Linked DNA regions of Mus musculus: all the other regions are linked to region 4. The links are chromatin loops, found by intact Hi-C in ENCODE. Cell type or tissue: heart. All regions are shown on one strand. Region 1 holds the start of Fam120b (family with sequence similarity 120, member B). Region 2 holds the start of Gm35576 (a long non-coding RNA gene). Region 3 holds the start of Gm35502 (a long non-coding RNA gene). Region 4 overlaps Ermard (ER membrane associated RNA degradation).

Region 1 (8,000 bases), 330 kb after region 4:
GTTTTGTTCATTTCCTTCACCTGTTTGTGTTTTCCTGTGATTCTTTAAGGGATTTTTGTGTATTGTCTTTAAGGGCTTCTAGCTGTTTACCCGTGTTCTCCTGTATGTCTTTAAAAGGAGTTATTTATGTCCTTCTTAAAGTCCTCTATCATCATGAAAAGTGATTTTAGATCCGAATCTTGCTTTCCCGGTGTGATCGTGTATCCAGGACTTGCTATGGTGGGAGAATTAGTTATGATAATGCCAAGTAACCTTGGTTTCTGTTGCTTATGTTCTTACACTTGCCTCCCACCATCTGATTATCTCTAGAGCTACCTTCCCTCACTATATCTGACTGGAGCCTGTCCTTCCTGTGATCCTGATTGTGTCAGAACTCAGAATTCAGCTAGCTGTCTCTGGGATTCTGGGATCCTGAGATCCTGAGATCTTGGGTGTGTCAGGGCTCCTGGGAGTTAAGCTGCTTCTGGGACCCTGAGATCCTGGTGTGACAAAGCTCCTGGGATCCTGGGATCCTGGGCATGTTAGAGTGTCTGGGAGTGGAGCTTCTTCTGGGTATTGTGGGACCTGCTGCAGATGTAGCGCCCAAGGCCTGCTCAGGACACCTCTGATCCTATGATTCTGGGAGTGTTAGAGAGCCTGAGAGTGAAACTTCTTCTGGGTGTTGTAGGACTGGCTGTGGAGTTCATGCCCAAGGTCTGCTCAGGGCACTGGGCCATATTGGAAGGCTGGAAGACTCTTATATATCACCAAATTCAGCTGCCAGTACAAGGTACTTGGCCCCAGCTAGACAGCACTTCTATATGATGACACTGGTATATAACACATCCTAGGTCTTGCTTCAATTATGCTGGTCAATTCTTAATCATGGAGGATCCTTCAGCACCAGCTGGCCAGTATTTAATGTCCCAGCAAAGCAAGTTTCACTTTAATGGTTTTGGTCTCTTGTTAAACATAGCCTATTCGGTTTCTGCTGAACAGGACCACAGATTCTTTTATTACTTTATGTAAATGAGTGAATTTGGATGTGTGTGCACACGTGCCTGCCTGTCTGATGCCCTAGAAATTCATAAGAGGGCATCAAATCCCTTGGGACTGGAATTATAGATTGTGGTAAGTTTTCCTGTGTGTATTGGGTATCAAACTTAGGTCTCCTTCAATAGCAACAAGTGCTCTTAATCACTGAGCCAATTCTCTACACCTAGTTCTTAATTAAAAATATGGAATGGCCCTGACAGAATCCTAAAGAGACATTCAAACCTCCCTCTGAAAATTCACAAGCCAGACTTACATCATCTGCTCTGACCTCAGCATTATCTTCTAAGTTCCCACAATAGCCCAGCTCTGAGCATTCAATAGCTTTCCAGTCCAAAGTTCCAAAGTCCTTCCATCATCATTCCCTAAACGCAGTCAGGTCTGTCACAGCAATATCCCATGAGTCAATAACCCATCAGGGTTTCTACTATTATGATAAAACACCAAAATCAAAAGCAACTTGGGGAGGGATGGGTTCATTTGGCTTATATACCCTGGGTCACAGTCCATTGAGGGAAGCCATGAAGGAATCTGGAGGCAGGAACTGAATCAGAAGCCATGGAGGGATGCTACTTACTGCCTTGCTTCCTGTGGTTTGTTCAGCCTGCTTTCCTATACAACTCAGGACCCTCTGCCCAGGGGTGGCACTGCCACCAGTAAGCTGGGACCTTCACCATGAAATCATTGATCAAGAAAATATCCTACAGAGTTGAAGTTTCTCCTTCCAAATAACTTTAGCTTGCGTCAAGTGTACTAAATTCAACCAAGACATATTGAATAGTTTGGTTTCTATACTGTCAACTGTCATCAGGCTAGAGCATCAGTTGCCTGAGGGAGAAACTGAGTCTAGTGGTTTGGATGATTATGCCCCTAATAGGCTTAGATGTTTGAATACTTGGTCCTCAGTTGGTGACAGTTCTGGTAGATTTGATGGCTTGTTGGTGGAAGTTTGTCCCTGGGGAGGGGGTAGGCTTTGGTGTTTTAAAACCTTGAAACTATTCCCACTTCTCACTCTGCTTCCTGCATGTGGAGATGAGAACTCTCAGCTGCTCCAGTCACATTTCCTCACTGGGAAGGTGGCTGACTCTGTAGTCATGATGTTATAACACAGGGACAGAAAAGTAACTAAAATACTGAGACACTACCCCAAGACAGGCAGGGATGAAGGCTGAATTGGGAGCCATTGTATGGTTTTCGCCATTCCCAAACCTTCTAAGACTGAATGATATTGCTGCCACCCCTGAAGACCTGAGGCACTATAAGGGTGGTGGCAGTTGCAGGTTTAGTCTCACCTTTTGTGGAGACTTGAGACTTGTCAATCAAGTAGCTGCCCCTGAAGGTTCCTCAGCCTGTTGTCAGGGCAACTGTAATGATTACTGCTCTATTCTAGCTACCAATGTCCAGAGAAGACTTCACGGCAACTGTAGATGCCACAGAGACTTTGTTTCAGTCAGGGGAACCATTACAATCAACCACCACCCAGCAGTTTCATGGCCTTGGGAAACTGACCATGACACCTTGAGATGGCTCTTAGATCACCCTACTCAGTGACCCCAGCCCAATGGCAGTATACAGGAGAAAGTTTTTTGTTGTGGTTGTTTGCTTTGCTTTGTTTTTCTGCAAGTTGCCCCTGTGCTGCCAATAAAATTTACTCCAAGTGGTACTGATGCCTCCTTGTAGTCTTGATCCCGGGTAGGGTAGCTTGCGTCGGTTGCATAAAGAACAGGTACAGCACCCAACAGAAACCAATAGAGGGCTGTTGTAGAGGCCATGGAGTGCTAAGACTGTGAAGGACTACGGGAGTGTTGGGAAAGTATAGCATAGAGGAGAACAGAAACTGCAAAAGATAAAACACTACTGAATGCAAGCGCCAGCTGCTCTAAAGAGTCCCAGAAAGTCACCGAGTTGCTACCTCTGGCAGCTGAGGACGCATCCTGGAGCTGTAAAGCTAAAGGCAGAGAACCCCTCTACCATAAGGCTAGCACAAGCTGTGACTCAACAGCTAAAACTGTAATCTTGAGATCCAAATGTTTCCAGCACCCCAAGTTGGGGGCTACCGACACAAAGGATGCTTTAGCTTATTGGAGATTTCCATCCAAAATACTAGACAGCCTGAATGTAGCCCACAAGGATGGCCACTTCACCCAATAAAATGACCAGCATTATTGCCTATGACAACTCTGTAAGTGGACTCTCGGCCCTTGATGCTCCTTGTCCAAGCTGTGCCGCCTTTCAGTACTGGTACTCCTAAGGGGATTCAAGACCAAACCAGGATCCTCGCAGCTTCCCATACTCTGCGTGGTTGCAAGCTGTGGTCTGTGGCATTTAAAAGGGTTTCCAGTGACTATCCGCTGCAGCCTGTGTGCGTGCATTACCGGAGCAAGGCACCCAGTGCTAGTGCAGGCTGCCACTCAGCCTGAAGACTTAGCCTATGGGACAAACACACTTTTCCCAGTCCGGCTATCCAGCGGCGTGCAGGCGTCCTAGGCTATTCCCCGGTTGCTAGGCAACGGGTTAAAGCTTCCTTCTTCCTGGGTGCCACCCACTTCGCCTCCCGCTCTAGCGCTTGCGTACTACATCCCTTTCGTCTCTTCGTCCTTTACTTCCAGTTATATAAGCACAAGCTTCACTTTGTCTAACCAGACACTTCTCCGGGCGGAAGTTCAATAACGGAAGCGGAAGTGAGCACGCCGTAGACTGTGGGTCTGAAATCTGGTTGACGCAGTCTGCGGCCACTGCTGAGCTTTGGGTAGGCCAGGCTGGGGAATCGGCCCTGGATCTCTGCTGTCGCATCTCCCTACCCCAGACTCCTTCCAGCATCAAGTCCACTATCCTCGCCGTGGCCACGCCCCTCCGCATCCTGGCTTCTCTGCGTCCTGGCTGTTCCTCCCTGGGTGGAGGGGAGAGGCAGCCATCCACTTGCAGGTGGAGCGGGGTGGAGACTCTTCCTGAGCCCAGCTGCAGGACACTGAGGACCAGCGAGGTAGACTCTCAGACTCTGGTAGCGGCTGGGGAGGGAAGAACTGGTAACTGGAAACCAGGTTGGGAGGTTGTAGGACCTTAAGTGATGGAGAGGCGAAGGGGCTGGGCCTCAGCTGTGTTGAGTTCCTCTGGGGAGGGGACCATCCGTTTGATTTCGGCCTACATATGCTCTCAGATCTTTCCACCTTAGGGACTTGCTGTTACCCACGTCCAATGTCTCTCATCATTTTCCCTATCTCCCATCCATTAGAGGATAGCTCCTGACCTCGACTGACATTAGGTTAGTGTACGAACGCCTGGCTACTTTTTTCTTTACCTGTTTTTGAAAGGCACCAGCAACTGATGCGTTATTTCTCTTGCCCCCACCTTGACTATAGCACCTCCCAGTTTAAAAAAAATATCTGTTCAGCCAGTCTTCCAGACGTTTATATCTGTGAACACCTTTGGCCCCCCCCAAAAAACTTACGTGGAGAGCATTTGAAATCATTTATTTTCCACACTCAAAGACTCTACTCTTATCTCTGAACTGGAGTCTGGATATATTTATGGAACTGATAATGAAAAGTTCACGAATCCAAGCTTTGGCTTCGGAGTCCTTGATTTCAGTGTACTGTGAATACAACACCCCTCTGTTCATAATTATAGAGCCTTTACAACTTGCTATTTATCTTATGTTGCTGCTTTGCAAGTGTTCTTGTCCCAGTTTTCCCCTCCCCATTTCCACCATCTTCAAGGTGTGCTTGGTATTTGAAAGAAAGGCCTGGTCATTGGGTAGAGCATTGTAACTTCTGTGTTGCAGATACTAAACTAATTTCATTTACTTTCTGAGTTGACTCCACCTTGGTAAGAAGGATGCATTCCACATAATGCTATCAATTGTTGCTACAGAACTTAATACCAAGTATAAATAGTTTTAATTTTATTGTTAGGCATTATTTCTCTCCATCGCTCTCTCTGGCTATAATGGGAGTCTATAAACTGTGAATTGGTTCTTGATCTCACTTAATACATCCATCTGCCCCTGGTTTTATTCATTTATTTTTTCCAAATAAGCATTGATCCTAGCGTATGGGAGACATTTCAGGGTAGAAAAGCCCACCCTACTGCTTGGAATTCTCAGAGCTCTCAGGCTGTATTTTGAGCAGCCTACAAGGACGACTATGTTGTAGGAGTAGGAGTGAGCTATTTGGAGAGTTTCCTTGTCTCAGCATCTATTTACTTCTTATATGCCTATTAAGACTTAACCTGTTGTCTAGCTGTAAAATTCCTAATTTATTTGTATGTTGGTTTTTTTTTTTTCAGTCATCTTGTAATAACTCCTTTAGGGAACAAAGAACTTCATTACATGCTTTTAGCAATAAAGAAAAACAATAATAACTTAATATCCACAGCTGTCTTTTGGTGATTGATTGATTGATTGATTGAGAATGTACTAGTTGTGTGCTATGTGATAGATGATGCCTCAGGAAGCATAAAGAAATGCCTGTTCACCTCAGGTAGACCACTGACAGCAGACCAAGAAACAAAAAACAAAACAAAATAAAAAAAATAGATTCCAACTAAGTCTAGCTTAGCAAACCAGTATGTTTATTGAAGTTCTTTATGGGAACATGGGTAACTGAAAGCCCACTCTAGCATGAATAAGAACTCAAGAAAACTGCATCCATGAAGCTCTCTTCACAAACTCGCAGGCCCCCCAGGCTATTTGGAGAGCCTCCTTTCCTGAGCAGTTACTGCGTTTGTAATTTTGGGGCAGGTCCTTATGAATGTTATAAGTTTGGGGGACTTCCTGAACCTTATGAGGTTCCGTTTTCTTTCCAGGAAGGAATTGGGTGTTGTGGATATCTAGCAATTGAAGACCCTTTTGATACCGGATGTCTTCTAATGTCACAAGTCCCCACACCTTTTCTAAACGTGTTGTGTGCATGCCACTTTTCTGAGGTAGTTTGTGGTTCACAGTGTGAGAAATTAACAGGGTAAAAGCTAGGAAGAACTGGTCCCTGCTCTGTTAAAACAGCAGGCTTTCCATTATGGGGGGAAGGGAGGAGCAGAAACACTTGACTAAAGCCAAAGCAATATACTGAGCCTGGCTTCCTGGAAAATAAGAATATATCAAGAAACCCAGTGTCTTAGCAGCTTTAGTAGAAAATACTTGAAACAGAAAAAAAACAAAAAAACAAAAAAAACAGCCCCCATCTTAATGACAATAGAGGGCAGCAGCTCAAACATGGAAGACACCGATGCTGTGCCAGGCCAGAGGAGGAATGGAAGCTCCTGTCAGTCTGTCCACACATGTGTTGTTTTCTGTGTTGGGAGTGATGGGGAAGGCTTCTGTAATCGCTGGCATGAACCGTGTGGCTATTACTGGTATCATATTAGGACGAGTCTCTTGGATCCTAGCACACAGGGAAGAGCTGGGGGTGAAGTGTCATTTCTTCACTGAATAGAAATAGAGTCTCTGGGTGGGTAAGACTTACGCTTGTCTGTCCATCCCCAGTAAACTGCGAGAGTCCTGCTTAGTCCAGAGCTAGGCAGAGACTGACAGAGCCTCTGTGAGCTGTGTGCTCGCATCCGTCCGTATTGACTAGCCTTTGTCTTCATGGGTTCCCTTTACGAAGTCTGCCTTCTCCATACTGGGTTGTATCATATTAAGGCAAACCCACCCTGTTCAAGAGATGAATGTAAATTGTCAGGGTAGAGATGTCAGTCTGTGGCAGAATGTTTGCCCGCATGTTGGAGTCCCACACTACACTATAAAACAAGAGCAGCCGCAGAAAGTGTCAACTTCCTGAATGTGGGACCCAGACCCAGGAATCCAATCAATCGATCCCCTGATAGTCGATTCATGTAACCAGGCTCAGTACCGCAGTAACCCAAATATTGTCATTACAATTTGATGATACACAATGTATGTGTCTATCATATTTAATAATAATATGAGCAAGGCTTCGTTTAAATTTTAACACAAAATGTGTTATATTTGCATCCACCTAACTTTTGATGTCTAAATTGCTAAAGACAACTTCAAATTCTACCAGTAGGATCCAGTATCTATTAGTAACCAGTAAATTAAAACGATAGTCCTGTGGGGGTGCCTTTTTTTTTTATTATTAAGCCTGGAGTTTTTACAGCTTCTTCGTTGGTATGATGGTGCTTAAGGCTTTTACTACACATCAGAAAGTTTGTTTCACAGGTGTGTGTGTGTGTTTGTGCGTGCATCCGTGTGTGTGTGTGCACCTGACCAGTGAGTACACTCTAAAGATGAGATAATCTCTCTTTCCTAGGTCTTCAAGAGGCATTATTTTATGTTGCTTTTTGTATATTGAGGATTTGTTGTTGTTAATATTTTATCAAAGGACTTAGTGGGTTGATGCCATATTTAAAAAAAAAAAAAAAAGGAAAAATAGACCATTAAGATGCAAGGTTTCTTTTGGAATTCTTTTTACTATTGATGAACATTGTCTGCCTGAAGAGTGATTTTTATTTATGTACAGGGACTTAGGTAAGTACATCTTACTAAATAAAGAATTTCAGTGATACTTTCCCACATTCGGAATTCTGACTCTTCAATTATTTTGTATCTATATTTCAGTTTTTCATAGAGTCACTATCTCAAATGTTGCAACTATTTAGTATAGTACATTTTTAATGCAGTCTCTCTTTAACACCTTTATTGAGTGTGCTTGACACATTTACCTAGTTTGATAAGTTTTAACATTTACGTTAACTATATCTACCAGCATGGTTATAGGAGTATCCACTGTTAGGCCACAAACCCACCCCATGCTTTGTCTCATAGAAAGGAGCTCACCTCTCATGCCAAATCCCAAGAAAACCTTGAATAATAATTATACTTTTATTTGGTGCCTTCGTGCTTATGATTCCTGGCAAATAGAGTAGGTCACATGGTATGGAATTAACACCCCCCCCATACACACACATACACATATACACACAGAGCCACAAAATCGCAATCGGAAACTTCC
Region 2 (8,000 bases), 220 kb after region 4:
GGTCCTGGGTTCTATAAGAAAGCAGCTTAAGCAAACCACGGGGAACAAGGCAGTAAGCATCACTCCCCTAAGGCTTTGACTCAGTTCCTATCTCCAAGACCTGCCTTGACTTCCTACTCTGACTTCCCTTAGTGGCCAAATGTGATTCAGACCTGTAAGCCAAATAACACTCCCAAGTTGCTTTTGGTCATGGTGTTCAACTCAGCAATAGAAAGCAAACTAGAACATCATCGATGACTGACCAGCACATAAATACTTGACGACCAGGACAGTTCATCCCTGCCTACACCCAAGACAGACATTATTAATCAATCAATCTCCACTTACTGAAGACCAACAGCCCTTTAGAACTCTATAATCCCAGAGCTATACCTCCTCTAACCAAGTGACCTAACATTAAACATAATAACTGTTTGTCTCCCTGTTTTTTCTGTGGTTGGAAGAAGCCAAATGACAAAAAGAAAATTCTCTGTCTGAAAGTGGGGTTGATTTAGATTTTTGGAAGACCCAAAACTTAAATGTTCAAGCTCCCTTATTAAAAAAAAAAAAAAAAAGAAAAAAAAAAAAAACCAACTCCAAGCTATGAGCATGACATCCTTCTAAAATCTGAGAAAGGACCCATGAAGGGAACCTGGATACTTGAGATACTGGCTTCACCGGAATTCTGCCTCTAGAAGGATGGGTGACCCAAGCCTTCAGCATGTGTAGAATATGGCCTTAGACTTGGTAATACTTCAAACAATTCTTCGCCATCTTGACACAGTTCTGGGGAAAACAGCTGCTCATGTGGAACTAGAGCAGCCACGCACCACACAAGGTTCCTCTTCGACTATAGTACCAGAAATGGCTTCAGTTCAGGTTTCCAGCCAAAGGGAAGAAGGGATGTTTCCAGGCAAACCAGAAGACAACATCCTGAACTGAGCGCATTCCCAGACATGAACTCCTGCTAACCAGGGACCACATGATGGCCAGGGGTCACAGAAGATTGGAATCATCTCTGCTGGAACAGGAATTCAGTCCTCAAGGCTGAGAAGATGGTGAGAAGGTACCTGAAAGGGGCTACCTTTGTACCCCATTATGGGAAGAGGAGATCTTGCAACAGCCTGGGATTCAGCCGGCATGTTCCACACAGCATACAGGAGGCAGCTGATTTGGATTCCAGGCTGGCCTTACTCTGTGAGTAAATCAGAAAAGTTACACACCAGTAAAAAAAGAAAAAAGACCAATACATTCCCATGTGGAGAGACTAAGAGACTAATCAGAATTGCCTGCTGGCAAGAGTTTAGCATACATACTTTCCCTGGCAATCTGTTTAATTGTAACCGTCAAAATATCAAATGCTCACTGTCTTTATCTTTTTTTAATCTAACCATTTCACTTCTAGAACTTGATGGTGTGTCCAAACTGAACAGAGGTATATGAGGAGTATATTTGTGTGCTAGTGTTTGAAAAAGTGGAAACAAGTAAACAATGCACATGAAGGCTAATGCCACCTTAGGAACTTATTTAAGTGTTAAATTGTTCCAAGGGCTCTTGCTGACAAAAGCAATTTGATTACATTGCTTAGTGTACATTATTCATGTAAAATAAATACTGTGTATTTTATGCCTGGGTACCGCTCGTACCTGCTATTTATGACAACTTGGGGGAGGTGTGACTACAGGCATTCTGTAGTCAAAGTAACTTAAGGATTTTTATAAAGAGCACACATTGTTAACTACAGGCAGGAAAAAAATACAACATAAGCATGGTATAGAATACATTGCATAAGTGAGGCTATTTACAGTAAACATTTTACTTGTAATCCATAATTAATGTTGCTTGTATTTTGTATACATATTAAAAATTCCAGAAGGACATGTAGGCTAGCTAGTTTTATATCAACATGACACAAACTAGCATCATTGTAGAAGAGGGGAACCTCAACTGAGAAAATGTCCCCCACCAGATTGGCTTGTAGTGCATTTTTTAAATTAATGATTGATGTGAGAAGGTGGGTGTTAGCTCACAGTGTAAGTATTTGCTTCCTAGATATATGTATACAGTGGGTGGTGCTACCCCTGAACAAGCAGTCCTAGAAGGTATAAGAAAGCAGGCTGACTAAACCATGAGGGCAAACCAGCAAGCATCATTCCTCCATGACTTCTGCTTAAGTGCCTGCCTTTGTTCCTGCGTTGACAGGTGTGGATGAGGGACCACAACGTCTTTTCTCCCCCAAGCTGCTGTGTTCTATCACAGCAGTAGTGACCTGAGACAACATGCAACATTCCAGAATCACTCTCACCCCTAGGAGAAGGGTAAAAATTAGTTTGCAATAATCCTGTGTTATTGGAAATGTAATACCTGGGTGATTACACTCCACAAGTCTGAATTCTGTGGCAATTCTTTTTTGTTCTTCTGTTCCACAAGCAAGTAACTTAAAGTTGTACACTGTGCATTTTTCCTGTGAACTCTGTAAGAGAGGTATTTCATTTTGAATGAACACAAGGAGTGCCATGTTTCCTGACTGCATACCCCACTGAAATCTAGCTCCCAAGACCATAGGTAGGGCAAGGGAAGTTGTATGTACTATTCACAAGGCAGGCTTGCCTGAGCATACACTGTATGCATATATGTAGGAAGCAAAACCTTACACTGCGAGCAAACACACTCATAAGAAATATATACAGGTATCTATTTCTGGTGAGGGAAAAAAACTGCATATGGATGGAGTTCTGGTCTTGGACCAAACTTAACAGGCAGACAGCATCCAAGGTGGTGGGAACCATGAGAGTGGTATGTGAAAGAGAGAGGCTCCTTCAGGGAATAAATGTATGGTGGCTGGAAAGAGCCACAGTCCTGGACAGATTAGTAGGAGTTCCAACTCATTTGTCCTCCAAAACGGCCCCTCTGTGGCCTCACCTCTTGCCCCGGGGGCAGATCTCACAGGGCTGCCAGACACTCTGCCTCTAACATCTTGACAGCTGCAGGGGTCTGACTTCTCCCCTCTCAGCTCTACTTCCTCATCAGTGACACCCGGACCTAAGGTGCCTTTTATTTACAACGCTAAGACTCTACTCTTCCACAAATTACACCTCCAGGCTTTGATATCAGGGAAGGTGACTGCCAAATGTAAGTCTCATGCCCAGTGAGCTGAGCATAGGGCAGGCTTCACCAGGGTCTCCACCTTGAGGCACAAGTGTGAAGACACTGGATGAGTCACAACAAAAATGTGCCTATGTCAGAGTCTAAAGAACCCCCCCTCCTGCCTGCCCAAGTCCTGGCACAGCAATGTGACAAATGTCTGGGCTGTTTCATTTGATGGCAGAGAAGTTAAGAGATGAGGTCATGTGGTCATGCACACCTGGCAGCCAGCAAGGTGCTCATCAAGGGACCACAATGATCTTGCTCAGAAAGATGAAACCCCCTGTGGAGCTGAGGCAGATGAATAACCACCACAGAGGCTCCTGTTCCTGAGGTATGACCCCATGTTCCCAGCTCTGCTTCCTTAGTAAGAGTGGGCTACCATATTTGAGAAACAGAACAATACAACACAGAAGAAAAGGCAGGCATCAATCCCCAGCACCCAGAGCAGGAACAGGACACAGCCACAGTACCCTTGTCCACCTCTTCCTTATCCTCACACACCAAGCTGCAGAAATACCCAACGTCCAATTGGTTCTGTACCTTAAGCTAAATTCTGACTCCATAGCAGAATACTTCCTGTACTGCTCCATGGTCCTGCCTTTGAAAGAACACCTCGGGAATCCTCCTGCACTGAGGAAGGACATGGAAGGCCAGGGGTGGCTGGGTGCTGCGGCTCTCCTGGCCAGGACTTTGCCTGCCTTACCCTGACAGGAGGACCCAAACACTATTTTCTATTTATGGTGAGCCAGTGAGCAGCCAGCTGTGTAAGGCATGTGGGAGCTGGGAGCATGCTCTGGTCTTAGCCTGGATCGGCCAGCCTGGCTTGAAGCCAGCCTGGTCTGTGAGTAGAACTGGCAACAGTCCCAGGAGCTACAGGCAGTCAGAAACTCTACCAGCTTAGCTGAACCATGTCTCTTCCCCTCCCCCACCCTCTTGTCTCATCCTGGCTGCTAAGAAAAGCTACTGGGGGCTCAATTCTTACGTCATTCAAAGACTAAGAGACATAAACCCCTGCACTCCACGTGCACATACCCTTGTTTGTTCCCAGCCCAGTGTTTCCACATTTTTGTCATGTAACATGCCAGGTCATGGTGTCAGGTGTTGGTGACAGGCCCTCTGAGAGAATACAAGCTGCTCTGACATGGTATTGATACCCCTGGGCCTCTATGACAAACACACCCACTGTAATAAACAAATGTAGTACCTCGCGCTGGAGTGGTGGCTCAGTGGGTAAGACCATTGCCTGTGGATCAAATCCCAGCAATTGCTTACGGCTGTAAAAGTAGTGCCTCCAAGGAGTTTATGGGGAGGGTATCTTGCCCTGCTGGGCATGCAGTCTTAATGCCCGAGATATCCCATGAAGCTGCACCCTGGCGTTCTGGTACTGAAATGAGGCAGATGTTGCCCCAGGAATGGGTGGAGAGGGAATCCTTTTTACAAATCCAAGCCCAGAGGCAAACCTGAGCCTCTGACCATACCTTCCAAAGGTACTGCTCAACAATGCTTGCAAGTTTTCCCAGTGAAAGTCTTGGCTGGAGGTTATGCTGTTTCATCAATAAGGTGTCTGGGACACAGCCATAGGTGCTCAAATATCTATATATCTCTCCTAAAAACTTCCAGCCACCTCTGGGCCTCCCAGACACACACCACCTTCCCACCAAGTCTACAGCTTTTGAAGCATCAACCTGGCATTCTGCTTGGGGACCATGTGTGCTTCAAACCCAGAAAGGTGAACCCATCTCAGACTTGGTCCTCGAATCCCCAGGATAACCTCTGAGTCCCACCCACCCACTGCCAGAGCCTCCAGTGCAGCGCCAACACCTCAGGCTCTGTAGTAGACTTTGCTTTTTTATCCCATGATGCATCGGAACAGTCATCAAAAACCTGGTCACAGGGGCCTTTTCTGTGGACCCAGGGCTGTCTCTGAGATGCTCTGCTTCCCTTAGAAACCCTTGGCTTCCTGCAGCTTCCAGAGCCTCAGCCTCTGCTGCTACCATCTGCATGACCCTTGCAGGTGTGTCTCCAGAGGGCTGAGCACCCTCACTGACCACCCATCAGAGCTTAGATTGGTGTGGCTGGAAGCATGAGACATGAATATGAACACAACATGAGACATTCTTTGCCCTTGTTCTCCCACATAGCTCACGAAGTTGAACCCCTTCCCTAGGCCCCCAAAACAAAGACAGTGGCCTGCTCTCTGCTCAGGTGCTCCAAGGATGTTAGTGGAGGTGGCAGCATCTCTGGGTCTGGAGTTATATGTCGTTGTGATCTGCCTGGCATGAGTGCTGGAAACCAAACTCTTCCCTTGCAAGACTAGTGTGCACTCCTAACCATGGGTCCATCTCTTCAGACCTTATGTTCAGTGAAACTATTTGCTGTGACAGAAAAAAAAATTAGAAACACTGAAAACCTCTACCTTTGAGATGTTAAGCAGGTCATAGATATAAGCTAAGCCTCAGAAAGGAAGAGGCCTAGGCTTTGGGGAGGCTGGGTCAGGCCAGCTCCCAGGGCACGATGATAACTCTCCCAGTGAGGCCTACCCCCTAGGCATGGGCTTCAAAACCTACTCTAGATAAAGAAAATGGCTTTGGGTCTGCAGAATGATGTTCTGGGATTGAAGCTGTAGAATGAGCTGCAGTCTTGGTCAGCTATGTGGCTCAGAAGCCATGATGCTTGGGCCAGTCTGTGCAAAAGTGAGGCTTCCAGGTGTGGATGTTATAAGTCAGAACGGAACTTCTCAAAGAGAGAAAGCACCCAAGGCTGGTAGAAAAGCAGACTATACAGAGGCTCTGTGAGTTTATACTGAGACTGTGACGTTGCAGTACCAGTTCAAGTGCCAGGTCCTCTTGGGGTTGCCTGAGATGGGAACCGTGGGGCTCTGATCATGACGGAGAAACAGAACTTAGTTTATACAGAGCAGCTTCCCCACAAGCAGGGTGGCTCCACTAGATATGAACACAATATAAGACCCTCATCTCCAGAGGACACAACTACAAAGCACTCTTGTCTCAATAGCACGGAGCCCCCACAATGCCCTTGTCTTAGAGGGTCATGACCCTCAGAATGCCTCCATGTCAACTAGACACAACTATGAAACACTGGCTATGATGCTTAGAACACCCTCATCTCAGCTAGACAGGGGCCTCAAAACACCTTGACATCAGATGGACATGACACTCAGAATATTTTTACCTCCAATGGACATAGCCACCCTTTAAATTTGATCTCACCTAGGGGACCCCAAGTGTGTCATGCAGCCATTTGCACTGAGTGGTATGTCAAAACTCAGTAGGGTCTGAAAACCAGTTATCTACCTCTAGGGGTGTGTGTGCGTGTGCGTGTGCGTGTGTAGGCCAATGTCCTGCCAATATTAGGAGTGGGAAAGGCAAGCAAAGATGTGTGGACCTATCCAATTTCTCTTCCTCTGAGCCAAGACCCTAATCCCATCCTGGCTTTGAACCTTTGTAAAATTTCCTCTCCATAAAGAAGATGGAGAAGGCCAAATACAAAGTCAGTCTTACGGAAGAAAACAGAGATTTCACTTTTTAAAAAATTAAAAATGAGACACCGAGGGAGCTAGGGGCAGGACCTGGAGGCAATCAGACCACCTGCACAGCTGTTCGTTCTTGACAAAGATGAGGCCAAATCCTCCTTAATGCCCACATTTTGTGGAGTGATAATTAATGTCTCCAAGTTACCTGGGACCCCAGCCTTGGTGCAACATAATACACAGCAGCCTCACGGGATGGATGGCCGGTGCACTTGTCCATTGTCTGAGAAAATAGTTAAGATGCATAACAGATAAGCAAGCGAATCCATGGGAAATAAAGTACCAGAGTATGCGATTGTGTGGTATAGTGCATCAGGGTACCCGGAGCAAATTCAGCTACAATACGCAATAATATCTTTCCTCTGGTAGCAACCACAGATCGCAGAAGCTACGTGGAGGAATGGTTGACGTGCTTTTCGTCAGCTTTAAGGGGCCCTGCCCAGGGGTACTACACTCCAGCGTTGGCCAGAGCTAGTTTCTGTTTTCATATTACTCCCACCGATACCATGGGGATCTGATATCAGGCCTCTTGGGAAGACAAGGAAGTTGAGGGTGTGGAAAGTAGGTGAAGGGGCCAAGATCAGGAGACACAGGACTGACACCATTGGTCCATTGTACTCAGACTGGACTAGCCTCTCTGGGGGCTACGAAGATGAGCCTAGAAACTGGCCACTCAGGAAGCACTAGAGGAAAGAAGCAACCAGCAGGAAATTGACCTGTCCCTGGATTCTGTACGAAGTAAGATCTCCCCAGCTACCAATATCTATGCTGACTGGGAGACAGATCACCTCTGTTCCCAACAGGGTCCCTTGAGAAGTTCCAGGTTCAGCAATTCTGATGCCAGGTAGACCCATGCAGAGCTCCCGTCAAGGGAGCCACAACTGTCCTCTTCCACACAATGCCTTACCCCAAAATCATGCCTAGTAAGTCAGGAACACATGCCACCATGTGGGACACAGCTGTGCGTGCAGGCGGGCCTCATCTCACTGGCCTTGGACAGGGTGTAAAGTCTCATAGTTAAGTGGATGCGGATATGTTCACAAACACTTCCTGGCCCCTGCCCTAGGTCATCATTGCAAAGAGATACATTATTGAGTTCAGTGATTCCAGTCTACTGTATACAAGATTGCTTCGTCCAAATCACTTGGGGGTGTATCAGAACTACAGGCAGGAGTCTTCATCCTCGGCTGCCCGGGCCCAAGAACACCAGGAAGAGCTGGATATGGCATAGGTCAGAGAGCCTCACGCACTGGAGAACCTGGCTTTCTGTCTGTAGACAGGAAGCATTCACAACCACAGCCTCACGGCCACTCATTGTCACAAC
Region 3 (8,000 bases), 130 kb after region 4:
ATTGTCTCCATGGGGAGCAGGGTGCAAGGACTCTGTCATGAGCTTTGTGCTCAGCCTGGGAAGCTGGACACCCTTCGGTGCACAGATCTGGGACCTTGGCTGTGGGAGTGTGGACTGTCACACACCAGGCATTATTGATGTTGTCGAGCTTTGCTTTTGCCTGAGTTGTAACCCTGGACCAGGTCATTATTTCTAGGGTGTGGTCTGGGGTGAGGATGGTGTGGCGCCTGGGATAATGAAGGTCCGATGACAGGCAAAACAGAGAAACAATGGAAATTAATGTGAGCTTTGCTGAATGCCAGGCTGCATGCTGGATGCTGGAAAGTCTGGTTCCTTTTAAGCTAGAACAACCCTAGGCGAAGTACTCTTATTGTGTAGTAGGCAGCTTATGTGCACAGCATCACCCTGCGTTGCACAGAGCCTCAGGTATAGTTCAGTATCGGTCCTTGCTACCCTGTCCTCAGCTCTCAGCACAGGTCATTCTCAATTATCCAATGTCTCCAAAAGACCCACTTCGCCTTCTGTTTCCACATGGGCCATATCCCAGGTTCCCAAAGTCCATCAGCAGCAGAGCCTCACCTCCCACACTGCTCCTGAGTCCTGGGAATGGCAGTCTAGCTTTATAAATAAAAATCCTGTCCTGGGTCCTGGGAAGCCACATGGACTGTGGCTGGCTGGCCCTCCCTCCCCTTCCATTCTCTCATGGCCTAGGATAACGAAGGGGCTTTTCCCCTCCACTTGTCCTCTCTAATCCAGAACCTGCCTCACTGGGAGAGATGCCGGCAGCCTTGGGGAGGCCCAGGTGGGAGCACCAGCAAAGGCCATGGGAAGGGTTCTCCTACGAAGGTGAGTTCAGGGTCCTATTTGCCCTTTGGAACAACAAGTGTTTTCAATTCTGAGACAATGAGTGGATACATTTGGAATAGAATGGCACATCAGCACTCCCCAGTGTCTGAGGACAATTAAGCTTTGGTGACCACACCGGAGCCAGCAGTGTGGCTCTAGACTTAGGACTCAGACCACAGAGAGGCATGGAGGAGCCGAGAGCACAGGCGTTTCTACAGGGGGTGGCCGCTGGTTTTCAGACTCTGACCCTCTTGTCTCCCGGACAAGGACCCCAGGTGATAACAATCCCCAGGCTGGGGTCAGGAGGATAATGAGGTTCTGGAGGCCCCTGCATGGGCAGCAGGTGGGGCCATTGTTCCCTCAAACCAGAATACTTTGAACATGTGGCCACACAAAGGCACCGACACAAAGGCTTTGTCCCAGGCTCTCTGGGCTGTGCCTAGGACCAGGAACCTGAATCAAGGTGTATGTGTCCTGAGGAAGAGACCAAGCAATAGCCAGAAAGATAGAAAGACATATCTGCCATGCAGCCCCCAGGTACACAAGACACAGAGTACAGGGTCATACCAGAAGCATATTTCAGTGCACTTATGGTAGTGAGGGGATACCCTGGTCATTGACTGAAGTGGAGATGCCCAGGTTGCTGCATGGTATGGTTGTACGTCTCTCGGTTATACTGGAATGCTCTTGTTGTTGGATGGCCTGGTTGTATGTATGTGGGGGAGTAGGGTGGGGGAAGGGTGGTAGTAATTACATGTATCTGTTATGTTGTCCACTTACCATAAGTATGGCTAACTAATGGCTAAAACCACAACTCTTCAGAGGTATACCTAGGGACCGTCCACCTGGTGACAGGCACCTAATCTATGGAGACTTTCCACCAAAATACCTACATGGTCTTCACACAGAGACCCATCTGTGTCCTGTGGTTGTTGGAACGGTAGCCGGTATTGAATTTTCTGTAACTCTGTCACTGTCTGGGAGTCAACACTGAGTCACAGGGTGGACAGATGAACTTTGTGTTCAACTCTCTCCCCATTCTACCAAAGAGAAAACGAAGAGCTTAATTCCTTCCCAGACTTTGATCACTATGAGGACCATGCCTCAGGCTCCATGCCTGAGCCTCTATCTTGTCAAGTTTATTGAAGTTGCTTCCTAACCTCCTCACCTGCTGTTTGTAGAACCGACTACTAAGTTCCTCTTCCTATCATGAAGTTAGTTCTTAATGTACCTTAACTGAAGTAAAACACTAATGGCCTAAAAACACTGGATGTGTGGTCTGAGGAAGGCAGTCCAGCTGTGACCAAAATTCAGAGAATTAACAAAGAGATGCTTTTCTCTGGAGGGTCTGTGTTCTCTCAGTCCTATCATGTTGCACATCCACCACCATGCATAGTACTTCACTCATTCTTTCTACCACTTGTACCAAGAGGTACAGAAGGGACTTCCCACCACCTCGAGTGAAAACCGATTGAATCAAAATCCAGACAGCATAAGCTCCTAGGCGATGTCCTTTCACTTCTGTGCTTTGTTTTGGAATAGGGTTTCACTCTAGAATCTTCGCTCACCCTGAACTCATATCAGTTGTTCTGCCTCAGTCTCCCAGATGCTGAGATTAGAGGCATGAACTACCACATTCATCTGAGTATTATATTTTGTTGTTCTTAGTTTCTAAGAACTCTTTATCACAGATGTGATATCTTGATCAGGGAAAGGACCAGGTGGATCACGGATGGAGAGAAGAGAGACCCAATCCCAAGGCTATGAGCATCCAGCAACGTGTAGGCTCCCTCAGCATCTGTTTCTGTGACTTGCAAAAATTCTAAGTCTTGGTCTCTGAGTGGGTGACTGGGCCTTGGAGCTGACGTTTCTGAAAGACCAAACACCAGTTACCCTCTATACCCATTTGCCTTGCACACTTAGTTTTTGCAGCATCTTACTGCAAGAGTAACATGTTGTAAACCCTGCTGCAGGAGAGAGAAGATAGACCATAGCCATACAGGTCCCTTCTCATTCTTATGTGTTTCATTGAGTAGGATTTTTATGCCAGCATGTCTGTATCACAACTGGGCTGTCTGGAAAGATAGATCCCTTAGAGAGATGATCTTTCTTGGCCAGAGCTGTGGGGAGCACAGCCAGGCTTCCCTGCTTTTTATTTTCTCTAATGACTAGTGACACCACCTTGTCCAGAAAGAAAGCAGAATCTGATGAGACCAAAGCTAACCAGTCATTAGCGTGGGTGCCCTCAAGCTAAGGAGCGTCTAAGCCCCCACCTCTGTTGGGCAAAAACCTACTCCCTCCCCTGCTGGGGATAGGGCCAGTTCAGTAGAGTCACTAATTGCCCACTAGCTGGAACCAGAAGCCTTCCTGGTACCACGAATTATGGTACCCATATACCAATGCTGGTATAGTAAAAACATAGAACCCCCAAATTCTCCAGGAGGAGCAGGAACAGGTGCCATCCCACCCTTTTTTTACCTTGATTTCTCTATCTGGGAAGTGGACACGGAGGCCTTCAACTGCCTTTAGGAGTATCTGAGGACTGACCAGTTTCTACAAAGCTCTTTGAGGTCCTGGGTGAAAGGCTTGAGAATTGGTCATCAGTTTGTTGTGGATCCTTATGGTGTCTGGGCATCCTGTCCTCCCTAGAACTTACGTGGTTTCTTCCTGTCAGCTGCTGTAAGAGAGTTACCATAAGGGAGGTTCCTCATGACTTCACTATGGTGCCTGCTGGGGTCCGAGGGCTTAGTTGCTAACCCGTCCATCCAGCAAAGCCTTACATTCATGTAGATTCATACATTAATAGGTTATGGTCAGGCAGTCTTTGTCTACCTAGTCTGTCACTCATAATGGACAGCATGACTTAGAGCTGGAGTGAGCACTACTTTCCCTGCCTCGCCATGGCCCCCGAAGCTTTTTTTTTTTTCTTGTTTGCTTTGCTGATTGCAAATACTTCCTTCAAAAGAGGAAAATGCTGGCTGTGCCTTTTTGGGTGTGGAGGTGCCTGGAAATGCTGGACTCTGAATAGGCAGATGACGTGGCGTGGGTTTGCAAAGGTTCAGGATGTGTAACAAGTGACACGCTGCCCTGGAGGCAGTCCTGGTAGCATGTGTGTCGGAAATGGCGATTAACCCCGAGAGCCTAATTCTGCCCTTCCTCCCCCTCCTTCTTCCTTTCATTCAGTAAACATTCAAAAGTGGTGCTGTGTCAGGCACCGTTCCAGGGTCTGGAGAGGACCAAGAGGAAGGGAAAGATCTTGGCTAGAGGTGAGTGTGGAGGGAGGGAAGCCAGTGTACAGAGGCAAGAACAGGGGTGTGTCACAGGTGCCCTGGAGAGCTTTTGGGTCCTAGAAGGAAAAGTATAAGAAGGTTCCAGAAAGAAGGGAGACTCAGGTGGAGTTAGCACAGAAGGTGTCTAAAGTGGAACAGACCCAGGTAGAGCAGTTCAGACTTGGGCTACCCGTTTCCTGGAACCACAGTGTTTTAGACAGAAGAAACATGGTCACAGTGTCTTCTTAATGAGGTCATTTCAAAGCCAGACCAGGGCCCAGGAAGAAGGGGTGACCGTCACAGGCAGCTGTGGCTGGCAAGGCCTCCGTGCCAAAGGCCATGGACCCCGATACCGTTATTTGGTGTGCTCCAGGGGGAACACACTCTAGCTGGTAGCAACCTTGGTCCCAAGCACCTTCTGAAGGTCATGGACCCCTCTGTGGAGATAGATTTCAGGGCAGTCAACAAATTGATCCTGGGAGCCCAGACCTGTTGAAACTTGCAGGAAAGTTGAAGTTCAGTGAACAGTCAGTGGACTGAACTCCGTGCTGGAGCCCAGGAAAAGCTGAGAGCAGGGGGAAAAAACAGAGGTAAGCCTCGGTTAAGCCCAAGATCTCCCTTAGCCACCCTTCCGTTAAAGGAAAAGTGGCTCCGACTTGGTGACAGTCCCTTCTTGAGAGACACAAAGACGGTTAATTACTGGAAATGTAACTTTATGAATAATAAACAGTCATTCGTATGAAGTAGCATTTCCATCTGTCAGATCTTCTGCTACATCCATTTAACTACAGCTGGAGCGCCAGGAAAACCATCAACAGGGGGGGAAAAATCATGTTGCCTTCCATTTAAAGTTGTATCAAAGGCTCACTAAGCAAGTGGAGGCATGAAAAGCAGCCAAACCCAGAAATGTGGCCCTGGAGCCCTGCCTCCCCTGCTGTCCCACGCGCAGCTGGTGGCTCACTCTGAACTCTGCACTGGTGTTGTCAGTCAAATCTGAACATGTCAAAGTGAGTCTTTCCACCCATCCACGGTTCACTCACAAGGAAATTACTGACGTACTTTTTACTGTGCAAATAGCATGCATGGTTTCTTGAGGCCTCAGCGGCATAGCCTCCGGGGGTAGACAAGCTACAGGACTATGTCTGTTGTAGAGAAATAGACACTCTGGAGTTGATGCACGTGCTGAGGGAGGCTCTCTTCTGCTCCTCGGCGGGACTCAACATAGTATTTGTAACTAGGGAAAAAAAACTTCTAAATGTTTCATAAGTTTAAAACAACCATCATTGAAGACTTTCTGAGATAAACACAGGACTCTGATTTTTTCTGATAGAGTTTAGCTTTTTATCACATAGAAGCTTCCGAGGGGTCTTAATTTCTCTGGAGAGATAGATACCCCAAGAGAGGTCATTTTTTCTAGTCTTGGGTCTGGCATGTGGGGATATGAACATGCTCCTATATGGACCACATGCATCAGTCTTCTGCTGATAGGATGGCTAAAGGCTGAAGCAGCGGGCCCCACAAGTGTCTAAGACGATCCGGCACAGGCCCTGGGAAATGAATCCCAGAACTTCTCCATTAAGCGGTGATTGTCTGGGCTCCAGTGTCCCGGGAATCGGGTGCTCACTGAAGAGTCTCGACATTCAAGGCTAGCTGGAGAGAGATTTCCTCATTTGGATTCCTGACCAACATTAAAACCTCAGATCACATAGCTCTGCCTCTCTCACACACAACCCTTCTCAGACACAGCCTATGCTCATACAACCTATCACACACACACACACACACACACACAGAGCCCATCACAAGCATAGCCCATAGCCCTATCATATACAGGCCCATTCACACTAGCACACAGCCTGTCACACATATAGCCACACCACAAATTCAACTCCAGCACACAGGCCCACTTGCTATTTCCACTCCAGCCTGCATGGTTTTGAAGAAATCCCCCTGGGAACAGGGCCAAATACACAGGCATCTGAGCGTGAGTGGGGGAGGGGTTGGGGAGCGTGACAGCTGGTGAGTTGTGGCCACCTCTGTGTAAGCCATCAGCCCCAGGTGGGAGGTAAATCAGCAGTCCCTAGGTCAGATGGCACTGTCCCTGTCCCCAGGATTGGCTGCTCTCGCCCCAGGAAGGTAAGCAAACCCTGCATGTGTTGTCTTCACTCAAAGGGCCCTGGGGGGAGAAGAGGACGCAGGGCTGACCGCCCGGGGTGGCAACAGGACACCATGCAGAAGGAGCCGGCCAGCACAGCTGAGTCCAGCAGGGATTTAGATCAAAGGCTGGCAGCTGTGCTGCAGTGGGGAGGGCCAGGAGGGAGCCTCTTGGGGCGCCGAGGGGGCGCCCGGCCCAAGCAGTGTCCACCCTGTTGAGTTTTGCTGTTTGAAAGCTCTTTGTGTGCGACACTTGGGGATCCACGGTCCTTCCATGACAGGGAAGGATAGGGTGCCTATGTCTCTCAAATGTACCATCTATCCTGAGAACATATCTAGCATCCTGGGGCTTCCACATGGCAGACAAAGGTCATACTTTCCCACGGGCAAGGGGACCAATCGATGCTCTCTGGAGACAACTGAAGTCCTCCCAACCCCGCTGCACTCATGGCTCAGTACCTAAGTCTCTGAATTCTGCTAATGGGAAAATAGGAAGCTCCCATCACTATGTATCCTAAACTGAGAGCCAGGACCATAGGACAAGGTCTGTAGGATGGTGCCCATGGGCAGCTATGGCTTCGACTCTGCTCTGACCCAGTTCTACAACCTTGTATGAGCCAGGGAGTTGGAAAGTCTCCCTGTGCTGTGCAAGAATTAAATAAGGTCATGTGTCCACATGGAGCTTTTGGGCCACAGACTGGAGAGGTGGCAGCTGAGGCTTCTGTAAGGGCCATGAGGCCTGAGTCATGGACCCATGGGGCAACAGCTGTCTCACACCATGGGGGAGGGACACTTGGAGACACTTTAGACTGTGTCCTCCTGGAACATAAAAGGCTGTTGAGATGGAAGTAAAAACAAGAGGTAGTCGATGTCTGTTTGAGGGAGACATTCCTGTGCCAGGGTCACCCTCAGCCACATAGAAAGCAGGTGGGTTCCAATGATACGGAAATGGGACCCGGGGTCTGGGGAACTTCATACCACTGTGAAGCTCCCATCATGGCTGCAAAACTGTAGCCCAGTGAATCATGGTACACCTGCGCCTTCCAAAACGATAGAGACCGGAGACAGGCTCGGGTCTCATCCTAGCTTCTGTTCCCAAAGAGACAAAAGCCAGGCTAGAAATAGCTACTCTGGGGCTACCTGGGAGTGGTGGAGTTAAGAACATGGCAAGTAGAAAAGAGGGAAAGGAGAGCTAAATATTAGGAGATAACAAACCTAAATGCAGGTAACGATCAAGAGTTATAGCTGAGCTATGAATGCGGTGGGTAAGTGCACAAAAATAAACTTGCTATTGAAAGTTCATGTCGAGCCAATGTGAACCTCAGCACATCCCTTCGGGATGTCTAATCTGACCTTATAGAGACTGGTATTGCTTTGGGGTCAGGTTCATTTCAGCATATACTTTTTAAAATTTGCAATATTTTTTATAATAAAGGGTTTTTTTGTTTTGTTTTTTTCAAGAAATGAAAGTTGTGCATCCAGTTAAGGAACGGACATAGATTCTCCTTACAAAGCTTGGTGGTTTATGTCTGTAATCGTAATGCCCAGCGTGTTGGAGACAAAAGGATGGCTGTGAATTTGAAGCCAGTCTGGCTACAGGGTGAGTGACTTTCTCATTTTTTCCTTGCTCCTGAACAAAAAAGAGAGAGAGAGAGAGAGAGAGAGAGAGAGAGAGAGAGAGAGAGAGAAATACACACCTCTCAGGTGGTCAGTATGTCGCAGACAACAACA
Region 4 (8,000 bases):
ATGAAAACGGAAAGGACTTTGTCAAAACCTTGACCTGCCTGTTTTCTTTTTCAGTGTTAGACTTTTATGTCCCATGCTTTCCCTGATTTTGTTGCTCCTTGCACTGGAGTTGGCCAGTGTCCATGCTGTTCGTGATAAGGGCGCTGAGGAACAACAGCAGTATCTGAGGTAAGGTGCGTCTGTTAAGGAGAAAAGACAGTGCTGATGGCATTATAAGGCATTTGACTCCTCTTGGCTCTTCCTTTGTGTAAGACATTTGGACTCCTCTTGGCTATTTCTTTGGTGGTTTTTTTTTTTTTAAATCTCCACAGGTTTTCCTTGATCCTTAGCTGGTCTTCTCTGTACAATTGGATACTAAGTTTGTGGATCACAAAATTGAACCTAGTTTACTAGTGAACCCTCTCAGCTTGCCAGGCTACAGTTCTGCGCCCAGGTGCAAGCTGAGTGAAGACTATGGAGATGGGCTTGCAGGAAGGTCTTGAAGTCAGAGCCATGAGGCAGATCCTGCCACATGCAAGTGACCACAATTGTGTAACTAAGTTTCAAACTTAAGAATTCTACTTTCCAGCTACATCAGATCTAGGGAATCTGAAAGTAATCTTTTAACCCCACATGCAGAGATCCCAGTGCTCATGACACCCCTTAGACAGGCTGTACAAATGGTATGCTGTGCTCAGTCGACTATAGCGCTGTGATGTAGCCTTCATCTATGTCCACAAGTTTTTCGTATATTAGCTGCCTGTATGTAGTACTTGCCAAGGGATAGGAGTCCTTACATATTGTAGCATCTTATGGATTGAAATACGGTGTGTATGAGAGGGGTGTGTGTGTGTGTGTGTGTGTGTGTGTGTGTGTGTGTGTGTGTGTATGTGTGTGTTTTAGACTAGCCCAGACTCACTGTGTAGACCAGGCTGGCCTTGAACTCACAGAAGTCAGCCTGCCTCTGCTTTCTAAGTGCTAGTATTAAAAGCAGTAGTTTTAGATTGATCTAGGGGAGGAGGCTGTGAGGTGGGGAATTGTGAAAGTCAAAGGACAGCTCCACCCACTCCTTCCACCTTTCTACGAGCTCCAGGGATTGAACCCAGGTCACCAGGCTTGTTTGACGAGGGCTGCGCCTGATGAACCATCTCACCTGCTCTGTAGTTTTCATTGTCAACTTGACGGACCTGGAGTCTCAAGTTTCATTTGAGAAATTTTCTGAACAGGTTGGCCTGTGGGCATGTCTGTCAGAATTGTCTTGATTGTTAATTGATGTGAGAGAGCCTAGCCTATGTGGGTGGCACCATTCCCTGGTTTGACCATGGACTATGTAAGAGGAGAGAGAAGGCTAGCTGAGTATCCAGCAAGCAGGTAGCATAACTGCATTTGTTTGTCTCTACTGTTGACTTTGGATGGAGTATGACGAGCTATCTCAGTCTTCTACCACTGTGACTTCCATGCATTGATGGACTGTCATCTGGAATTCTAAGCCAAATAAGTCCTTTTCTTGCCCTTTGTTGCTTTTTGTCAGGTTATTTTATCACAGCAACAGAAAGGAAAGTAGGGCCCAGATGGACGAATAGAACCTTGGCAAGTGTGTGCAAGGCTGGTGATTACATTGGGGTACTTAGCCTTAGCACCACTGGTGACTACATTGGGGTACCCAGCCTTAGCACCAGTGGCAACTATGTTAGGGTACTCAGCCTTAGCACCAGTGGCAAGTACGTTAGGGTACTCAGCCTTAGCACCAGTGGCAAGTACGTTAGGGTACTCAGCCTTAGCACTAGTGGCAAGTACGTTAGGGTACTCAGCCTTAGCACCAGTGGTGCTTGCTTTGTAGCTTCTCTGTCTGTGTCTTGTGTGACAGTCACCCATGACACCTGGCTACATCCTAGTAGCAGCCTCCTAGAGTCCCTGAGGAGTAGACCTGTCCCAGAGGAAAGCCGCTCCCCAGACAGAGGCTCCTCGGGCTCCGCTGTGCCATTCCTGTAGCATAGCTTCATGAGAAGTGCAAACAGGAAAGTCTACAGTCCTCAGAAGACTGAGGATAAACTTGGACGTGTAGAAACGAAGTGTATCATAATCAGGTGGAACTTGCTGCCATCTTAGGGAATAACTTTAAGAAAACTGGTTTTAGCAGTGGCAAGTGTTTCATAGTAATGGTGGTTCTCTTCAGAGAGCCAGGTCAACACAAAGGGAAGAAAGGCAAGGGATGCAGCATCAGTAGCAGAGGGACTTGTGGGTGGGACTTCTCTCACCATGTGTCTAGCCTCTGTCAGTCTGAGCCACATGGCCCTGCAGTCTTCCAACTGCATTCTATCACTTAGAAACACCATGTCAAGATCTGAGTGGGAAAAGACTCTCATGTCTTCTAAGACCCAGCACAGCTTGGAGAGCACCGGTCCCAGCGTTACGATCTTTCTCTATCAGTTTCTCTTATTTTCATTTTGCATGTATTTCTTCTTCTTGAATGCAAACACAGTTGAGTAATTGTTAGGGATGTCTCCAAGAGAAGACAAGACATGCACGCTGCTACATTCTACAACAGGACAGACAAACTGCCATTCCTCACTGTCTCTTTAACAGATTCTTAAAATTGGTCCTACAGTACACTGAGAACCTAGTGGCCTACACCAGCCGAGAGAAGAACAAGTGGAGTGAAGCCACCACTCTTACACACGCAGTTTTGTTGAGGATTTGGACTTTCAGTGAGAAGAAACAAATGTTAATACATTTAGCCAAAAAAACCACAAATAAAGTTGACATAAGCTGACAAAGAAATCACGAATCAAGGTATTTTTGGTCGTGACACTGAGCTATAGAGGAGACCTTGGTGGTACTTGGTGGCAGCTGCACATCCTGTCTGTCCCATTGCATTTTACCGTCACCCCAGCACACAGCCAACCTCTGGAAGAACGTAAAAATACAAAGTTGCGGTTCATCACTTGGGATTTAATTGTTCCCTCAGATTTAACACCTTATCTTTTAAAGGAACAATATCTACATGGTGCCATGTCTTCAATGAGTCACATAAAGGATACATGGTCCACAGACATGCTCTGCATCACTTCTAGGTCATCTGGCTCTCATGCATAATGACCTGTCCTTGTGTGTCACATCAGCAACACAAGGTCCTGTATCCTGGACCATTTCATCATATTGCATCATTTCAAGGGAGTGGAACCCACCTCTGAATCTGCTTTGTTAATTAAATGATTTTTAAAAATGTTTACCATGAACTCTATGTTGCCTTTCATTTTTCCTAAAAAAACGATATCACTTATGTATAGTGGTACATGCCTGTAATCCTAGTGCCTGAGAGTCAGAGACAGGAGGATCAAAAGATTGTGACCAGCCTAGTAGATGTAAGGAGACCACCTCCAGCCCCTCCACCTTAAAAAACAAGATAAAATAAAAGTTTGTGTGTGTTAAGAAATGCATACCACAGTAGTATGTTAGTGAGGCCAGGTGATAGACGTTTAGAGACTTGCTTTCTCCTGCATGACATTAGAAGAGAAAGTGATTGCATGATACAGGTACAAATTCAAGATTCTGAACAACTGTTGATTGAAGGTGCTATCTGTATGGCCAAGGCAACTGCCAAGTGTACTTGCAAACAAAGCTCACCCTGCCCTGAAGTACATGTAGTGCTGCTCATGGCTGGCTGCTCTGCAAAAGAAATAGCAAACAGAAGACCCAAGAGAAGCACATACAGAGGTTCTAAAAGATAATAAAAAAAAAGAAAAAACAAAAATGAATGACTTTTTCAACATGTAGTCCTAGGCACTGTCTCTCTGTTCCAGGAGGACAAGCCTGTTTGGGTAGACACCACTCTGGAACTCTCTAGGTTGTCCAGCAGAAAGTGGAAGAGATGAGCTGTAATTCTAGGTTGGGGTTCTGAGAGCAGAAAGAACCAGAGCTGGGGGCCATGCTGTGGAGACTGATGGGAAATCTCAGGAAGGTGACATCCCACAAAGGCGTGCTGAGTCGAGCAGGCTTTGCCCTGTCTGAGGCCTGGTTCAATCCTGGATCAAGAGATTCCTCAACTCCTGTGAGTGGATCTCTGCCAGTGGCCTCTAGAAAATATCATTTCAGGAGTCACCCTAGAAAAGGAAACAGAAGTGCAGAGGTCAGCCGGAAGGTTGGCATTGCAGACCCAATGCTGGAGAAGTGAGCACGCGCAGAGGAAGATACTGGTTCCATATTTTACCAGGCTTGTGGGCGAGCTCTATAACCTTGAGGGCTTGTCTTCATCTGTGCAGTGTTGAGGCTGACATCGCCACTGCATACCTCATCTGACTGACAGGAAGGAAAAAAAAAAGTGATGCAGCAGATGCTCTGCTCTGTGCCTACTGTATCAACCAATGCTGGCTCTTCTTCTTTTCTTCCTCATAGATGATTTGGATTCTCTCTGTCACACTGGGCTGTGTGATGCGTGTGTTGCTATGTGCGTGTCTTCACTGTATGTGACTAACATTCCAGCCGTTCACAGCCTTACATGAATTAACCATTGGGAAAACAGTGGTCTCCCTCAAGTCCTCACCTGAAGCCCCAGCTGAGAGTAGCTTTCGTTTCTTTAACCTATGGATCCGAACCTGGCACAGGTAGCACTCTTGTCAACCGACCTGGAGTTTGCCAAAGCTATGTATCCCAACAGGATCGTCAGTGGAAGCTTGCAGTCTCACTGTGGGCTGTGCTGCTAACGGGGCCTCTGTCTAGCTTAGCTCCTTGAGGGGTGAACCCCGTGATAAGGGGAAGTCACCCTGGAACACATTGATGCTGGATTCCCTTAGAGAACTTCCTAGGTCCTTTCCTGATTGTGTTTTCTCTAGTCAGACACAGGGTGGCGCTCTTCATTAAGTAATCTGCCAGCTGTGTGGGAAGACGTCTCCTGCCAACTCCTGTGACTCCAGGAAAAGGAATTCTTTCCTTTTTCATCTGGCCACAGAGAGGTAGGTCCAAGGTGACAAGAGTGGGAAGTGACCACTGGCGCCTGGCCACTGGGGCTGTGGAGCATTGCGTTCACCTGAAGGCTCGGCCTTCCGTTCATTTAATTCTGTATTGATGAAAGGCATGAACAATCACAGTCTAAAAATCTTGTCCATCTTCATGAGGGAAGATTGGGGTTGTATTGTGTGAATTAATCTCTTGGGGGAAGACATCATCGTGGCCAGTGGTGGTGACAGGAGAATGAGGGAGGGACCAAGGTCACCATTAACCAACCACCAATCACCATACTGCTGATGGGGGAGGGGAACCCTTTGTCTAAAGGGACTGGACTGAGCTTTGCAGAGAAGGAGGGGCGCAGGCTTGCAGTGGAGACTGGCTTCTAACCACCCACTCTCCCCAGCTGCAGGCTGAATTCACACCTTGACACCACAGCCAGTCTGCCAACACTGCTGCCAAAGCATGGCGCCCGCCCGTGTGGGATTGGCTTTTAGGGACTAACAAAGAAAATTCCTTACATCGGATAAAAGGGAGTGTCTGTGGTTTGTTTTATAGCCCTACTAAAACATTTTAATGAAACTAAATCACTGTGGTACCGCCAGAGTTTGGGCTTTAGAGGGCCTGGAACCAGTTTTCCTATGGGCTGTGTCTGAATTGTAGAGTGTCCATGTGAATTGACTGGGGCCAATTAAGATAAGTCTTTGATTGCATCAGAAGTTCTCCAAATGGATGGATACAGGATGTCCCCTTGACACATAATTAATTAATTGAAAATGAAATATGCTCAGTTCAAAAAAGCTACCCATAAAGTGAAGTCCTGTGCCAGCCAATGATTAGAGTTTGGGGATCCTTATAAGCATAGACTTGCCATTATAAATATTAAATGCTACCTTTACAGAAAGCTTACATAGTTTCAAAGCCTTTTGCTCAGGACTTTGAATACCCCCCAAGACAATGTTATTAATTCCATTTAGGAGGACGGTAGAAAACTTAGTTGAGAAAACCTGGAACTCACTCCCCTGTGAAGGAGGCAGGGATGGCTGGTCCTCAGCTGCTTAGTGGTCACTCTCACTGACAGTTCCTCTGAGTCCCAGAAATGCAATCTGTAATCTCAAAACCTTTCCAGCAGCTTGGCAGGGAGACAGAAATAGCCCAGCAAAATGCAAGATCAGCAAGAAAGCACTACAGTCCACAGACTGGGAGTGGAGGGCTGTGATGCTAAGGCCAGTCCTTAGGTTATGAGGTCCAGGAAATCCCAGTCAGAGCAGAGGGTAGGGGCTGCAGGTGATGCAGGGATAGTGGGCACAGGGGCCTCCAATCTCTCTGTTTCACTCTTAATTAACAAGCTTAGGACCTCCCTCATGTCTCAGCATGTAAAATTCTCATAGTATTGAATTTATTTAGATATAAGCCTTTTCCCACAAGCTGTGGCTCCTCACTTCCCACTTAAGACATTATTTTCCATGGTCCCATGCTAACCCATCCTCAGGAGCCTCTATGTTAGTTGCCAGTCTTGTTGGAGTCAAAATCCTGACTATCCATCTGGACCTGGGCAGTTCACACTTTTGGCTCTGTTTTTGTTATTTGCTTGCTTGCTTATTTTTCCTGTATTACCTTAAATGGTAGAAAAGCTAATAGTTTTGTTTTCTTCTTTAGTTGGACCCATCTTGTCCATGTCCTGGATGAGGTTTGGACCTAAGTTAGTGGCTGAGGGGTCTGCTAAATCAATGGAAACATTGCATTGTGTTTATATATTGATCTTCAGCTGCCGTGAGCTGTGTTAGTCAGTGGTGGGAACAGGAGGTGTGAAGCCACACCTTAGGGGTCCTCCACGAGGTGTGATACTCACAGGCTGACAAATGGTGGGAATATTGCTTCCCTTAAGTTCTGGTCATGTCCAGATGGTGCTAAATATCCGGTGCAACACCTCACATCCCTCCACCCCCTTTAAGCTCTGCTGTGCTAAGTCCCGTGCCTGAAGTCCCCAGTGCTTTCAAGTCCTGTGCCTGAATATCCTTGTGTTTTTCCAAGTGAAGTATCTCTAAGACCCAGGACCTGAGATTTCAAAACCATTCAGGAATCTGTTCTTATCATGCTTGTGATATTCTATGTGTCACCCTGAATCAGCCAGTCTACCCCAGTCCTGTGCCATCACACCCAACTTCATGAGTTTTTTATTTTTGGCAAAGGACCCCTTTAAGAGCTGCCAGGAAGAACAGCGTTCATGGCTACCCACAGGCCCAGGGCCGTGCTCCAATGCCAGAACTGTGCAGGCCAGACTTGCTGAGTCTGCAGTTACGGCGTCTGTGCTTTTATCTCTTTTTCCACTGCTTCCCCTTCTCCGTTTTGGAACCTACGGGATAATATGCTCTGGTCCCTTAAGGATGTAGAGGAAGGAACCATTTCCATATCCACTTGACTCAAGTTACCACAGTCAGCTGCTGGCTGAGCAAACTGACCTCAGATGAGTCACAATCTAGCTCACACAAGGTCAAAGTTCAGCCAGACTCTGAAAGTCCATTTGAGAGGTTGATGTCTGTGCTCAAGATGCCAGTGTAAGAAGGGTGGGGGACGGTGCTTGGTTCCAGCAATTCCCAGGACTTAACTCCATTCAGGAGACCACAGTGAGACCATGAGGGCCCAGCCGGGATGGGTGGCCAAGGGACAAGGCAAGAGCTGATAGGGATCAGGCAAGGTGCAGGGCTACTAAATGGGGCCCTGAAAGGCTGCTAGGCTTCCAAAGCCAGGGTGCTTCAAGCCTAAAGGGGTGTGTGTGAAATCTGGCCTCTGAGTAAAGCTGTAGGATGATAAACTAAGTCACAGAGGCCACAGGAGGGACCCAGGCAAGTGCCATTGTGACTGGAATGACAGGAGCAGAGTTACCTGTGAGCTACCTCTGTGATCCACTCATGTCACCACCACCACCCCAACCCCCCCCCCCCCATTGCATGTTACCTAGACGTGTTACCAAAATTGATCTCCCAGTCACCAGAGAAGTGAAGGACAGGGGGACAAGTAAGGGTATCAGGCTGTGGTCCAACAGGGTGTAACCTACACACTGGGGCTGTGTCAAC

What was found. A loop is a pair of places that touch in the nucleus more often than their neighbours do. Peaks named below come from ENCODE experiments on the same cell type or tissue, not always from the same donor. Only the 100,000 strongest peaks of a DNase experiment are listed, where the experiment ranks them.
Region 1: a loop joins it to region 4, with 5 times the contacts of the local background. A loop is called at or near these places in 12 of 42 quality-filtered maps.
Region 2: it touches region 4 in a loop (3-fold over the local background); 3 of 42 quality-filtered maps call a loop at or near these places.
Region 3: it touches region 4 in a loop (2.2-fold over the local background); 7 of 42 quality-filtered maps call a loop at or near these places.

The regions. Positions count from the first base shown.
Region 1 is chr17:15,392,546-15,400,545 of GRCm38, forward strand. Fam120b (family with sequence similarity 120, member B) reads left to right here and starts at 3,701. Exons shown (of 11, transcript NM_024203.3): 1 at 3,701-4,015. In heart, no CTCF peak of the experiment used is centred here; a DNase peak (open chromatin) is centred at 3,656; H3K4me3 peaks cover 2,047 bases; H3K27ac peaks cover 1,028 bases; H3K27me3 peaks cover 1,133 bases.
Region 2 is chr17:15,281,616-15,289,615 of GRCm38, forward strand. It overlaps Gm35576 (a long non-coding RNA gene), which reads right to left and starts at 3,801. Exons shown (of 3, transcript XR_385431.1): 1 at 3,667-3,801; 2 at 2,344-2,452; 3 at 671-1,174. In heart, no CTCF peak of the experiment used is centred here; DNase peaks (open chromatin) are centred at 3,936 and 7,216; H3K27ac peaks cover 1,459 bases.
Region 3 is chr17:15,189,023-15,197,022 of GRCm38, forward strand. Gm35502 (a long non-coding RNA gene) reads left to right here and starts at 6,118. Exons shown (of 3, transcript XR_385429.3): 1 at 6,118-6,251; 2 at 7,731-7,869. In heart, no CTCF peak of the experiment used is centred here; a DNase peak (open chromatin) is centred at 4,039; H3K27ac peaks cover 269 bases; H3K27me3 peaks cover 1,670 bases.
Region 4 is chr17:15,061,015-15,069,014 of GRCm38, forward strand. It overlaps Ermard (ER membrane associated RNA degradation), which reads left to right. Exons shown (of 18, transcript NM_001039552.3): 17 at 55-168; 18 at 2,588-3,218. The coding sequence ends at 2,603. Among named protein-coding and RNA genes, the nearest start is that of Gm35343, 8.8 kb to the left of the region's middle. In heart, a CTCF peak has its summit at 4,822 (motif pointing right); DNase peaks (open chromatin) are centred at 4,577, 4,777 and 5,247; H3K27ac peaks cover 505 bases; H3K27me3 peaks cover 3,068 bases.